Linked DNA regions of Homo sapiens: regions 1 and 3 are each linked to region 2. A link is a loop called in an ENCODE intact Hi-C map of the cell type or tissue named here. Cell type or tissue: prostate gland. All regions are shown on one strand. Region 1 has its middle 240 kb from the start of MIR4422. Region 2 has its middle 350 kb from the start of MIR4422. Region 3 has its middle 240 kb from the start of LINC01753.

Region 1 (5,000 bases), 110 kb after region 2:
ATAAGTAGATAAGAGACAGTGAGAAACAGGGAAACAAAGACAGAGAAATGGACTAAAGAGAGAGAGACAAAGGCAGCCCACATCCCTGAGCTGCTAGACTGTGGTAGCCGGCTCACTGTAGGTAGGCACTGACGTGTTTTTGAAGTAATGTGAAGATAGAAAGAGATACACAGATGGACAGATAAGGAGCAGGAGAGAGCTCAACTCAGTGCCTGCTGTTTTTTCACCACATACTCTACATGTAACGGAAAAATGGTAAGTCAGCCAAGAGCATGCACAAGCGTGAGATCTCCAATTTCGGCAATGACCTTCAAAACTTTAAGGGCTCATCGGGAACAGAATGTCTTCTAGCCCAGCAAGGGCCAGGCCGACTCTGGGAAGAGGCCGATCATAAAAATCTTTTCTAAGATCAACGTGGTAATAAGCTGTTTATTTCATCTTTGATTGGCTCCATGGGGCAGGGAAAAGCACACTGCTCAGGGAATCTGGGTGCCTGGTTTCCCATGTGAGCCTTGTAGTTCACTTGCTCATTCATCAACTTGGCCAGCTCACTGTCCTCCAGGCCCCAAAGTTCCCAATTATGAAAGGAAGTCTGGGTGATGGGGTGATAGTTGAGCCAAATCACTTCTTTCAGCTTTTTGCTAAGTAAAATAATTTTTTTCCTAACAAAATCATGGGCAGACATCTAACACATAAAACCAATTGAAATTAAAAATGGAATTTCTCTGATTCAAAGTTAGATGGCAGTTCATTCAGACTCCAGGAAAAACTTATCTTCCTCTTTTCCGAGATTCCCTTGAATCAAATGGTAACTGGCTTCAAGTGCTATGAAAGTTCATGCAGCCAATATCAGACACAACCCTGCTTCTGAGAGTAGAGAAAACCTAAGAGCAGAAGTGCCCAGGTGGAAGAAAAGACAGACAGCATAAATGCAGCAGATTGTTGCACAGCAAAGTATTGCTTCTGGTGGTGCTGAAAGTCCACTTTCTTACTTCTTTTTTAATATTCCAATCCATAATCCCAAAGGCATTTACAAATGAACACCATGTGCACACTCGCAAGAAATGCTTTGTGATACTGACAATTCAATGGCTTAGAAATTTGTATATATGTCAAATTATTTTAACTAAACCTAAACATTTAAGATGAAATGTGAGTGAAGCGTGATGACTTTATAAAAGGGTGACTATATGGGTGTTGAATATTAGAATTTCAATAGTTTTATTTTTATAAAAATATTTAAATATTCTTAATTAAAATTTCAAAAAATTACATAAAATTTCAGCTTTACTTAAATATTCTAAAAAATTTCTATATTAATTTAGAATAATTTGTATTTTGCTTTTGATTTGCATATTTTAGAAAAATAGCTCTTCTGAAAGACATTGATTTTTATTTTTATATTTATTGATGAAATATCCAAATTCTATATGCTTTGAATAAAATTCATTTGATTTTTAATCCTTTAAAATAAATCATTGACAGTGAGCATAAATTGAGATCATGATAGAAATAGAAAATATAGAGTGAAATATAAAGAAAAGAAAAAAGACTAAAAAGAGCAATGAAATAGAAACACTTAAAGAGGTAGTCTTCTGAAATAAAAATATATATATTGGAAACTGAACATAGGCAGACTTCACTTGCATGGAATACAAAAAGAAACAAAAAAAGTAACTCTTGCAATTCCTATAACTAAAATTAAAGTTAAAAGGCTGAGCACAGTGGCTCACATCTGTAACACCAGCACTTTGGGAAGCTGAGGCAGGAGGATCTCTTGAGCTTAGGATTTCAAGACCAGCCTGGGCATTTCTGTCTCTACAAAAAAAATAAAATAAAATAAAATAAAAAATAATAATAAAAATGAAATAAAATTAAGAGTTAAAAAAATAGCAAAGCTTCCTATAGTATCTAAAAACACAAGTGATACTGGGTATTGGCATGGGGATTTAAAGATAATGTTATGTGTCCAATATTTAGCCAAGCATAATGAATGATACTTTACTTGGTACTAAAAGCATAATATTTATAGAACACAGTGGAAAATATCTAGGTTTACTTAAAATGATTTTGACATTTGGTGCTGTAAGAGCAGAAATTGCAAATTTGACTTTTTTTTAATTATGCTTTAAGTTCTAGGGTACATGTGCACAACATGCAGCTTTGTTACATATGTATACATGTGCCATGTTGGTGTGCTGCACCCATTAACTCGTCATTTACATTAGGTATATCTTCTAATCCTATCCCTCCCCACTCTGCCCACCCCACAACAGGCCCTGGTGTGTGATGTTCCCCACCCTGTGCCCAAGTGTTCTCATTGTTCAATTCCCACCTATGAGTGAGAACACATGGTGTTTGGTTTTCTGTCCTTGTGATAGTTTGCTCAGAATGATGGTTTCCAGCTTCATCCATGTCCCTACAAAGGACATGAACTCATCATTTTTTATGGCTGCATAGTATTCCATGGTGTACATGTGCCACATTTTCTTAATCCAGTCTATTATTGGTGGACATTTGGGTTGGTTCCAAGTCTTTGCTATTGTGAATAGTGCCACAATAAACATACCTGTGCATGTGTCTTTATAGCAGCATGATTTATAATTCTTTGGGTATATACCCAGTAATGGGATGACTAGGGCAAATGGTGTTTCTATTTCTAGATCCTTGAGGAATTGCCACACTGTCTTCCACGATGGCTGAACTAGTTTACAGTCCCACCAACAGTGTAAAAGTGTTCCTATTTTTCCATATCCTCTCCAGCACCTGTTGTTTCCTGACTTTTTAATGATCGCCATTCTAACTGGTGTGAGATGGTATCTCACTGTGGTTTTGATTTGCATTTCTCTGATGGCCAATGATGCTAAGCATTTTTTCATGTGTCTGTTGGCTGCATAAATGTCTTCTTTTGAGAAATGTCTGTTCATATCCTTTGCCCACTTGTTGATGGGGTTGTTTGAATGGTTTTTTTGTAAATTTGTTTAAGTTTTTTGTAGATTCTGGATATTAGCCCTTTGTCAGATGGGTAGATTGTAAACATTTTCTCCCATTCTGTAGGTTGCCTGTTCATTCTGATGGTAGTTTCTTTTGCTGTGCAGAAGCTCTTTAGTTTAATTAGATCCCATTTGTCAATTTTGGCTTTTGTTGCCATTGCTTTTGATGTTTTAGTCATGAAGTCCTTGCCCATGCCTATGTCCTGAATGGCATGGCCTAGGTTTTCTTCTAGGGTTTTTATGGTTTTAGGTCTAACATTTAAGTCTTTAATCCATCTTGAATTAATTTTTGTATAAGGTGTAAGGAAGGAATCCAGTTTCAGCTTTCTACATATGGCTAGCCAGTTTTCCCAGCACCATTTATTAAATAGGGAATCCTTTCCCCATTTCTTGTTTTTGTCAGGTTTGTCAAAGATCGGATGGTTGTAGATGTATGATATTATTTCTGATATTATGTTCTGTTCCATTGGTCTATATCTCTGTTTTGGTACCAGTACCATGTTGTTTTGGTTACTATAGCCTTGTAGTATAGTTTGAAGTCAGGTAGCATGATGCCTCCAGCTTTGTTCTTTTGGCTTAGGATTGTCTTGGCAATGCGGGCTTTTTTTGGTTTCATATGAACTTTAAAATAGCTTTTTCCAATTCTGGGAAGAAAGTCATTGGTAGCATGATGGGGATGGCATTGAATCTATAAATTACCTTGGGCAGTATGGCCATTTTCACGATATTGATTCTTCCTATCCATGAGCATGGAATGGTCTTCCATTTGTTTATGTCCTCTTTTATTTCATTGAGCAGTGGTTTGTAGTTCTCTCGAAGAGATCCTTCGCTTCCCTTGTAAGTTGGATTCCTAGGTATTTTATTCTCTTTGAAGCAATTGTGAATGGGAATTCACTCATGATTTGGCTTTCTGTTTGTCTGTTATTGGTGTATAGGAATGCTTGTGATTTTTGCACATTGATTTTGTATCCTGAGACTTTGCTGAAGTTGCTTATCAGCTTAAGGAGATTTTGGGCTGAGACGATGGGGTTTTCTAAAAATACAGTCATGTCATCTGCAAACAGGGACAATTTGACTTCCTCTTTTCCTAATTGAATACCCTTTATTTCTTTCTCCTGCCTGATTGCCCTGGCCAGAACTTCCAACACTATGTTGAATAGGAGTGGTGAGAAAGGGCATTCCTGTCTTGTGACAGTTTTCAAAGGGAATGCTTCCAGTTTTTGCCCATTCAGTATGATGTTGGCTGTGGGTTTGTCATAAATAGCTCTTATTATGTTGAGATACTTCCCATCAATACCTAGTTTATTGAGAGTTTTTAGCATGAAGGGCTGTTGAATTTTGTCAAAGGCCTTTTCTGCATCTATTGAGATAATCATGTGGTTTTTGTCATTGGTTCTGTTTATGTGATGGATTACATTTATTAATTTGCATATGTTGAACCAGCCTTGCATCCCAGGGATGAAGCCCACTTGATCATGGTGGATAAGCTTTTTGATGTGCTGCTGGATTCGGTTTGCCAGTATTTTATTGAGGATTTTTGCATCGATATTCATCAGGGATGTTGGTCTAAAATTCTCTTTTTTTGTTGTGTCTCTGCCAGCCTTTGATATCAGGATGATGCTGGCCTCATAAAATGAGTTAGGGAGGATTCCCTCTTTTTCAATTGATTGGAATAGTTTCAGAAGGAATGGTACCAGCTCCTCTTTGTACCTCTTGTAGAATTCAGCTGTGATTCCATCTGGTCCTGGACTTTTTTCGTTGGTAGGCTATTAATTATTGGCTCAATTTCAGAGCCTGTTATTGGTCTATTCAGGGATTCAACTTCTTCCTGGTTTAGTCTTGGGAGGGTGTATGTGTCCAGGAATTTATCCATTTCTTCTAGATTTTCTAGTTTATTTGCGTAGAGGTGTTTATAGTATTCTCTGTTGGTAGTTTGTATTTCTGTGGGATCAGTGGTGATATCCCCTTTTCATTTTTTATTGCATCTATTTGATTCTTCTTTCTTTT
Region 2 (5,000 bases):
TGTAAAATGCTCTGAAGAAGGGAGACAAAAGGTCTCCTGTTGGGTTTCACGTAGTCCTGGAAACACCTGGATATGTGGGTGCGGTCTGAGCCATTTTCCAAAATGAAATTAATATCCTCAAAACTATCTGGACCTACCAATGCTTGCCTGTACTAGAATCAACCCACTATAAAAGAAATCTTTGATCAACAAAATAAAAGTTTCTTTAAAAATCAGCTGCTAAGTTATTGACTCATTTCCTAATTGTTTTTGCTTTTCAATGTTACTAGAGTATGAAGCAATCTGTGGCTTAGGCATCTAATAAACAACACAAATAAATCTAAGGATTTATATTTTATAAAAATAAAGCCAACTTCAGGGAGGCTGAGGCATTCATTTATTAAAATTATTTTTCTATCTGGAATCAATAATTTTTATTGATAATAATCACACTCCACAGATACGTACTGGTATGTTGTTTGCAATTTGCAAAATAATTCTTCACTTAACCTTCACACCACCTATGTACAGCAGCAGGGTAAGGGCCATCAACCCCGTGTCTGGAGAGAAGGGGGCTGGGTGATAAGCGGCAGGATGGTAGTGTGGACAGGTGTGGGGTTGGAGTCAGACAAGCTCTTCCACACAATGGCCTGGGCAAGTTTTCTGTGCTCTTTCAGCCTCAGTCTCTTCATCTGCACAACAGGGATGATAACACAACCTGCTTCAACAAGGTTGTTGTCTTTACAGTTCTTCTCATAGTGCTTAGAACATAATTACTCAGTAAAAAAATGGTATTTGTGTATGTGCTGCTGTTCTTGTTGTGGCTGTTGTTATTTTAATCTACTCTGCAAGGCTGTGAGGATTAGAGGCGATGTTGGTAAAAATGCTGAACGCAGTGCCCAAATCATAGAAGGTGTTAATTTTGAAGTGGGAAGGCTGAGATTGTAAATCATGTGTTTCTAATTCCTTAATAATATTTCCTCTGCATCCCGGTTACCTGGGCATAGATCAGTGCAACATATTTCTTAGCTTTGAGTATAAATAGATTAAATATTTTTTATTAAAACAAAAAGAATGGGAGCAAGGGAGAGAGAGAAAAAGAAGCAGAGAAAGAAAGAAAAAACATTTTACTATCTGCCCTAATGCCTGTCTATACCCATGTTTTTGAAGACTCAACACATTCCCCCCCACAGCCCACCCCAGTCCTGGGTGCAGCAAGAATCATCTGCTGCGTCTATAATATCTCAGTGTCTTCCCAGCTTATAAAGGATAAAGCCAACTCCTTGTCTTCATTGGAGCCCTCCCTAGGTGGCTCTGGCCTACCTTTCCAGCCACATTCCCTCCAAGTAAATATTCCCTCCACAAACACTGCACTCCTCACCTACCCTGGACTCAGCTGTTCTTCCAGCCTCCACTCCTTGCCTTTGCTGTGACATCTGCCTGAAATGCCTTTCCTTTCTTCGCCTGGTGAGAATCTATGCACTCATCCAGCTCTGGCAGGGAGATTTGCCTTTCCCATTAGGCCATCAGCTGGGGACATCTTTGGAGACGAGGTCACTTCTCTGTGTCTCTGCTCAGTTAGCACCCAGCACAGGTGTGGCACTGAGGGGTGCAGTGTGTGTTTATTGGGAAAATCAGTGTGAGAATGAAGCAATTGGCACAAGTTCTTTCCATGGCAGAGTGGGGACCAGGGCAGCAGCCTCCCAACTGCTGGGCTGGCTGTGCTGGAGGGAACGCCTGCCTGGGACAAGGTGTTTGGAGACAGCACGTAACACTCTGTTCCTCTGCTTTGCTCATCTCCAGATGCCAGGATGATGGGAAAAAAAAAGTGGTTTTTACTCTGGTAATCACAAATCATGTGGGTGTTGCTGTGATTTTTCTTTAAAAGGATTATTAAAAGGGAGGGAACTTCAAATTATGGCCATGTAGAGACAGCATCACACATTTCAGGATAGGCCACTTTAGAGAGGAGAAAAAACACTCTTGTAATGGGCCTGGCTTGGGTCCACAGCTGTCCCTTGCCAGGTTCTAGAAATGCTGCCACAGTGGGGAGGAAGTGGGTGGCTGCAGTTACAGCAACAGACAAGTGATGTGCATTGGCTGTGCTGGCAACGCAGCCAAGGGAGCCCAGCCAGAAAGTACCACAGAGATGGCCATTCCCCAGGACACCTGCCCCCATGACTTACAAACCTGGGTTCAAGTCCCAGAAGCCTCACCTGCAAACATGGTGGCCTTCTCTGTTCAGTCGCTCTGCTTCCTGTTTGGTTAACTTTGGGTTAATAAAAACAAACCATAAGGATAGTGAGGAGGATTCAGTGAGACTGTAAGCCATAAGGACAAGTACTTAGGATCACTTCTTTCCTGGCCCCCAGTGAAGAGTTGTTGGAGGTGTGAATGAACAAACCACATTAGATAAAACCCACAACAAACAACACTAATGTTAATTTCTCCTTTCACAGCCAGGAAAAGTTGAATCCATGGTTTATTACACATTTACCCTGGATGTACTCAAGGCTATGGAGAATCCAAAGGCGAAAATGATGTGAGCCTCCCTCCAGGCTTTAGGATGATCTGGACACACATAAAACACAGGACACAGTGGGGTAAGTAGACAAAGAAAAAAAGGCAACAGGAGATTGGCTTGAGCCTGGTGGTCCCTCTGAAAAAGAGGAAAGTGAAGAAAGAAAGCTGGATGCCAGCGCATCAGGAAAGAGGGTGTTAGGAACAATTGTGGGCTACAGCTTGGGTTTTATTAGACCAGGGATCCAGGATTGCTCAGGCACCCTTACACATGAAAAATCAAAGACTGTATTAATAGCTGGACTTGTACCCAAAACCTCTAAGTGGAGTTTTCTGGAGCTTTTTCATAAGCCCTTAAGCCTAAATTCAAATCTTGGGATCATAGCATCAGCCAGGCAGCCCTATGGGCCAAGAGACCAGAGATGAACGTACTGGAACACATGTGTGACGGGAAAGAGGGAAAGGCTGGGTCTCCCTGCTGCAGGCTGGGCCCTGGCTTCCCTCCTGCTCTAAAAGTGACCCTTTAATACACAGTGATCCCTGCAATAGTATTCAATCGTTTATCTCCGTCTTGGCATCTTACTAATCAATGAACAACTTTTCCACAATGCTTGGAGAGGAGGGGAGGAGGGGGGCTGCCCTGATTCGCCCCCTCCATTCCCTCCGAGGTTGCGGGTGGGTGGGACATGTCTTACTATTTTCTGGCTCCGTACCTTTGCATCCACTGTGTCCTGTCCCTGGAATTTCCTTCTCCTCTATTTTGCTAACACCTATGCATCTTTCAAAACTTAGCCCAGGGTCACCTCCTCAGTGATGGCCTCTGTGAGTGCTCTAAGTCAGCTGCTGCCTTGAAGATAAGCACAGGGTACTGCTGTGCCCAAACTTAGCACCCACCACATTGCACTGTCATTATCAGTCTACTTCTCTAAGACCCTCAAACATGAGTGAGCTCCTTAAGGACAGGAAACCTGCCTTCTTTTTCTTTTCTAATTCAACCCCAAGGCTGTTGCTCAGAGGATGAATGTGGAAAGGGGAGAGGAGGGAAGAGTATTTTCCAACAATGTAAAGTTTTATTCTAGGTAAGAGTGACTTCCTGTCCCTTGTAGTGGGCAAACATCTTGTGCATCTTACGGAAGAGGAACCCCAACAGAAAAGAGATGAATGCAATGCTAAACCCAACCAAGATTCAACCTAAAACTTTTAGGAAAGGCAAGGTCTGGAGTTAGGAACCCACATGACAGCTTGTGTGCATGTTCTGCTTTCTCTCTCTCTCTCTTTCCCTCTGTCTCTCTCTCTCTCTTCACACACACACACACACACACACACACACGTAGTCACAGGCATCTGCATATATCCATATGCCCCCCTAATAATAGAACTCCTTCCTCATGCCAATACTTTAATCCTTAGCATGCACCTTCCCAGGTAGGACTTCATGGGAGATGCACAACACTCCTTCTCTGAGCAGTGGCAGGCCCTGCCCTTGTCTCCTAAAGGACCAGTTTGATAAGGTGGAAAGGATCTTGAATGAAAGTCAGAGGACTGGGTTTATGTCTGGAATCCATTGAGATGCAATGTTGAAAACTTTGAAAAAATTTATGCGATCTTTAAGGCCAAAGCAAGAGTTTCTGGGAAAGTTAGAACTTGTCACTTATTGAATGTCTGTGTCTACTGTAGACTGGAAGTCGCCTGGGTCAGGGCCAGTGCCTGCTCTGTTCACTGTTGCATCTTCAGAACCTAGCCGTGTGCCTGGAACAGGATCGATACTCAAATTAATATATAAGTGAATAAAAAGTGAATGTCCTCCTCTGAATTTCAGGCTGCCGTGTTTACAGGTGTCAAAGACCTAATGGAGGAACCGTGGGGTTGTCACAAAGGCCTTCCTGGCCTGAACCCTGTGAGTTATCTTTGCTGCTGACACGTGTACAGCATGTTATGAATCATAGAGAGCTTTGATCTGCTTCAGACCTCACAAGAGAGTGATTTATCCCCTATGAATGCTAGGTTCATTGAGGGTGGAATTTTAATGATTTCTGTATCCCAGGCCCCAGCCCCTGCTCTGGCACATAGCAAATGCCCAGTAAGTGTCTGCTCTTTCATTCATACAAAACAATAAAGTAATGACCGGATGCTCAGAGAAGTGGCTTGTGCGGGTCCTATGGCATACTAATGAGAGAGTCAGTGCTCCACTCCGGCCTTGGTACTTCCTGCTGTAGCACATCCAGGATTGTGTGCTTTCGTGCATGAGGCCATGAGGGAGCTTCGGAGTCAGTGACCTACACCCTGCCCTATTGCCTACTGCATCCGCCAAAGGACATGAGGCCAGACTTCTGCCCTGTTGTGGCAGGGCTCCAGCTGGGACTGACGCCATGGCTGACTAGTGTCAGGTATCTTTGGGACTATCCAAGCTTAAAATACATCTGCCTCTAGGTACGAAGAATATAAGTCATGGCATCAGCTGTGGGTTAAATTATGCCCCCAAATAGGTATGTCGTGGTCCA
Region 3 (5,000 bases), 130 kb before region 2:
ACCACCTACTGAGGTACCTCCTGTTCATTCATTCATTCAACATTTATCTTGTTTATTTTGTACTGAGCACAGGGATCCATTTGGCCTCTCAGAACTTCTCTACAGTTGTCCTTTTGAAGATTTGTTTAATGCTAAAGCTCAAAGAGACTTCTGAGCTTTACTTGGGCTCATGGTAGCCATGTGAAGTGTCCAGGGCCACAGCAAGCGGGTTAACAGCTCAAGTCCTGAACTCACTTCCAACCCCATGGGATTTCCAATGACCTCTTAGTGGCCTAGGCAATTAGGACTTCATCTTCGGTCTGATCAAAACAGAATGGTTTTCATGACAGGAACAGGGAGGATGTTGACCTACAGAGGATCCAACAGGGGAGTGACTGTCCTCGGTCCCTAGGAGAGACAATGGAAGATCTGGTTGCTCGACACCATGCACACCAGCAGCACTCTGATACATATGGTGTTTATCCTTTCCTCATTCTTTGGTGATGTGCTCGTTGATGAGCTGTGGAGCATATCCAGAATGTTTTTGGAGCTGTTAGCTATTATGTCCTAAAAAATAATAAATTGCACACTGTGGCTCTGTTTCTTTCTTTCAAAGCAACTGGAGAGCTAAAAATACCAAGCTCCTTCCAGGGCCCACATAGTGTCAGAGTTACCACCAACGGGAGGGTCCCACTGGCCCTGGAGACCTTGTTGACTTTGAAAAGCTCACTCAGCACCAGCTGGGAGCCCTCCTGGCCCCAGTGTCTCCTGGACACCCAGCCGGGCAGGCTCCTCTGTGCCGACACAGACAGCAGGCTGCCCGTTGTTGGCAGATCACAGAGCTGCACCCCCAGCCCATGGCCTGCCCGCTCCTTGGGCCACCAGGTCTGTGTTTATTATTCCAGATGATAAAGCATACTGTCCTGAGGAGTTCAAAGCCCCAAATAACACACTGGCTCATGGGCAGGAAAGTTGCCATTGTTCATTTCCTAGAGCTGTAGGCTAACCTCTTGCTCCCTTCCCTCTTCTTCTCTTCCTTCCCTTCCTCTCTCTTCCACTCCTCTCTTCTCTCTCTCTAGCCTATTTTCTTCTTTCCTTCTCAGGCCTTATCCCCTATTCTTCTCTTGGTCTCTCCCTTTTCTTTTCTCTCTAGAGCCCCTGGGGCATATGGGTAGAAAATAGTTTGAAAACCCCTGGGTTAGAGGCTAAGGGCCTTCTTCCCACTGAGATTGTCTAAGAGTCATTCCTTTCCATTCTGTCTTAGGCCACAAGTTTTGAATGACAGTTTAAAAGGTGGGTGCTAAGTGATAAATGTCTAGCTTTCAGACCAGGGGACAGAAATCCTTGGCCCGGTCTGCCTAGGATCTTAATATATTAAAAGGCATGAAAAGAAACGGGAATATCTATAGGTAGTGAAATTGACCAGAAAGACAATTCTGCAGCCTTGCTAGATTTGTGATTATAGGGAAATTATTTCTCTGTGGGCCTCAGTTTCAAATATGTCTAAAGGAGTTAGGAATCCCTGTCTTGCTTTCTTTCGGGAAGGATTAAAATCACCTAAGATCATAGGAAAATTCTTTGGTGCCTATGCCAGAGTATAGTAATATTATTACAGGCAACATACTACCCATGTTTATTGTGAGAATAAAATGAGGCTGTATATAAACTCTCTCATATACTGTCAGGCACAAACATTAGCTACAATTATTTGCCATTGAATAGGTCCCCAAAAAAGCAGGCTGAGATGGAGATGTTCAAGCAGAAACTATATTAGAGAGTGCTTTCGGGATGCTCAGATGAGACTGGGAAGGGTAGGAAGCAGAGTCAGGCAGAGGAAGAAATAAATTTCAGTGCAGCCTCAACACATGTTCAGCCAACATTAAAGAAAGCTCTGAAGCCGAATGGTCTTTAAGAGTTGCCCTAAATGAAGATAAGGGGTCAGGCATTTATACCTCCGCAAAGTTTAGTCACTAGACATGGGCTGTCCCAGAAAAGGGGTGTGATCTTGGGAGAAGCAGCGCTCTTCAACTGCTACAATCCTCAAAGGGGACTAAGAGTTGAGGGTTGTCTGCTGGCAGCCCTCTCACCAACTGGAGGAATAACTTCAGTTGCTCTCCTCTTTAGAACAGAGCAGAGGTCTGAGCCATGCATCCCAGTGTCTCCTACATCATCATTATTATGTAAATTATACATTATATATTATATAAATCATACATTATATAAATTAGTGATTTATTTTATTGCCTCATAGCTGAAAAAATCTGATATTGGCCTGAGTCTGTAATTACAAGAGAGATGTAGGACAATTATTTCTACCTAAAAAACCAGTAACTACTACCAGTTCCCAATGGAACATGTCAGACTGACTGATACAATAGGTCCACAACATAGAATCATGATTTACAACCTTCCTAATGTTCTCCCAGCCTTGTGCTCTCTGTCATACCCTACTGGCCAATTCTATGTACTGCCTCTTGGGTTTGTTCTTTCTACTCTGATTCTGTCACTCTACTACTTAAACACAACCAACGGCTTCCATCTCCTAAGGAAACAGTCAAGATTCCTCTTTACAACCTGGTCTCACTCTGCCTTGATAGCTTCTTTCCCCACCTCTCCTTCCATCCCTCCACCTCTTGACCCCTGCAGCCTTCATACATTCCAGGGCAGCCCTGTGCCCTTGTCTGGAATTCCCTCCCCAAGTCTTCCTCAGGATGGATTGCTACATATTCTCTGAAGCCCAGCCCAAATGACTTTTCCTTTGTGCTTCCTCTGTGATCTGTCTTCACCTTGATTATAACACCTAGATAAAGGAATAATCAAACAGACTCAATGTGAAGCTTCTGATACTAGATAGAAACAGGGCACTGTGATGAAGAATTAGCTTGGCTTTAAGGCCAATTGACCTTAGTACCAATCTATCCTACTGTTTCCTGACTTTAAGCTGTTAAGCAAATTATAAGGACTCAGGCTGTTTCCTTACCAGATAATCATAATAATACCTACTTCAGAGGACTGTTGTGAAGAGGAAATGAGAAGACAGCTGTAAAATACACAGCTAAGTGACTGGCATGGAGTCAGTGCTCCACACACCATACCTGCTGCTGGGGGACAGGAAAGAGGGGAAGTCCTCCATTTCTGCATTTTCTTCTCTGGGCATCTAGATACTCACTAGACTGTAAGCTCCCGGAGGGCAAGGTCACAACTCCTTACTCATAATTACCTTCCTAGTGCATAATTCAGTGTCTAACTAATGTATATTTAAATATATTATGTTTAAATATATTTAAAATATTCTAGAAATGCTGAAATATATGGATTTGAATTGAATTCCTTAAGGTTTTCAATGCAAAGGACCTATCTCTCACTTTTAGAGAAGAGCAAAATAGAAATCCCATAAGATGGTGACCAGACCTGCAGCCTTGGCAAATAGACAAAGGAAGGAAAAACTGGCCTGCCACAATGAGGAACACCCCATCTATCTTCTTTTCAAGGCAGCTGTACTCTGTAGTGAGGCAGCCATGCTGGACAATTTCAGACTAAACACATATACATCATTGTCTCCATGTTAGATGCTCATGTGTCCGCAGGGCTCCTGGGGACAGTACATAGGACTGAGACCACCTCAAAGTAATTTTGAATACACATCCCTGTCATCTTCCTGTCACTTCTTGGAGCAGCTTTAGGGTACATCCATGGGGCAATGATTCCACATTCAACTAATCCTTCATGACTTGGGCTCAAGCCAGCTCACCAGATCCTGGCCCTAGGAAGAGAGCAAATTGTGTGGTTGCCATGAATTCCACTGAGAAGAGTGTCACCTCTTGGCACTTTTAATTGTTCCTCCTAAGAAACATTTATGATACAATGATAGGTGTTTAGAGGAACTTACATTCAGATAGTAATTTACTTGAGAGGGAACAAAAGCCTTATAAACACTGTAAAAAAGAGAAAGGGAAAAGATTGCATTCTTCTCATCACTTGATACTGAACAAATATTTATTATATGTCTACCATGTGCCAGCTATTACCCTGGGCACTGGATGCCTAAGGAAATAAGACATCAACCCTGCCCACATGGAACTCACAGCTAAGCAGGCAGTGTAATAAGCACTATGGTCAAAACATGCAGATTAGGGCCCCCACTGCAGACTTGGGCAGGTTCCCAAGAAAATGGCAATCAAGCTGAGACCTGAGGGATCATCTCAGAGTTACTCATGTGAGAATGGTCAGGAGCAGAGGAGGGAAGAGTGTGTTCCCGTCAGAGGAAATGAGTGAGAAAGCACAGAGGTAAGAAAGAGCATTGGCTATTAAAACATGACATGTCTCTGCAGTGGGAGCATTGAGAATGCAGAGGAGTGATCATCGGGATGCTGCACAAATAGGCAAAGGCCCTACAGTGAAGGGACTTAGGAGCCATGCTGGATGCTCAGACCTTTTCCTAAGAGCGCTAAAGATCCAGTCCTTTAAGAAAGATCCTAACCAAAAATCCTCCATAGATGGATCCTGTCTGCCACATTCATTACTCAGGAGTCTCCTAAGTCCCAGCCCCTATGCCAGTCTTTACGTGCACTCTAAATCAGCAACTGACTCTAAGAGAACTTAAGAAAGCTTTCCTTTAGAGCTCACCTAAGTCTGAGAAAGTATGAGAAATAGGGGGGAAAAAGACTATTTTAATAGTTAATTTTATGTGCCAACTTTCTGTAATACAGAAACTCCCCCTGAGTTACCAGGCTGCTGTCCTGTCCCATGGATTTGAGACTCAAGATTACCACATCAACTCATAGCTGAATTTCCGGACTTCCAGCCTGCCCTGCAGATTTTGGACTTACCAGCCCCCATAACTGCATGAGCCAATTCCTTAAAATAAATCTGATTGATAGAGAAAATGCATGCAATGTATACACGCACACATGAATATATATGTATATATATGTGTATATATATGTTTGTGTGTGTATATATGTATACACATATATATACATATCCACACACATATACTATTGACTCTGTATCTCTGGAGA

Evidence for each region. Peaks named below come from ENCODE experiments on the same cell type or tissue, not always from the same donor. Only the 100,000 strongest peaks of a DNase experiment are listed, where the experiment ranks them.
Region 1: a loop joins it to region 2, with 5 times the contacts of the local background. A loop is called at or near these places in 2 of 110 quality-filtered maps.
Region 3: it touches region 2 in a loop (4-fold over the local background); 3 of 110 quality-filtered maps call a loop at or near these places.

Annotation. Positions count from the first base shown.
Region 1 is chr1:55,459,384-55,464,383 of GRCh38, reverse strand. No RefSeq gene overlaps it. Among named protein-coding and RNA genes, the nearest start is that of MIR4422, 240 kb to the right of the region's middle. In prostate gland, no CTCF peak of the experiment used is centred here; no DNase peak of the experiment used is centred here; H3K27ac peaks cover 1,033 bases.
Region 2 is chr1:55,572,774-55,577,773 of GRCh38, reverse strand. No RefSeq gene overlaps it. Among named protein-coding and RNA genes, the nearest start is that of MIR4422, 350 kb to the right of the region's middle. In prostate gland, no CTCF peak of the experiment used is centred here; a DNase peak (open chromatin) is centred at 1,993; H3K27ac peaks cover 2,942 bases.
Region 3 is chr1:55,699,683-55,704,682 of GRCh38, reverse strand. No RefSeq gene overlaps it. Among named protein-coding and RNA genes, the nearest start is that of LINC01753, 240 kb to the left of the region's middle. In prostate gland, a CTCF peak has its summit at 2,439; no DNase peak of the experiment used is centred here.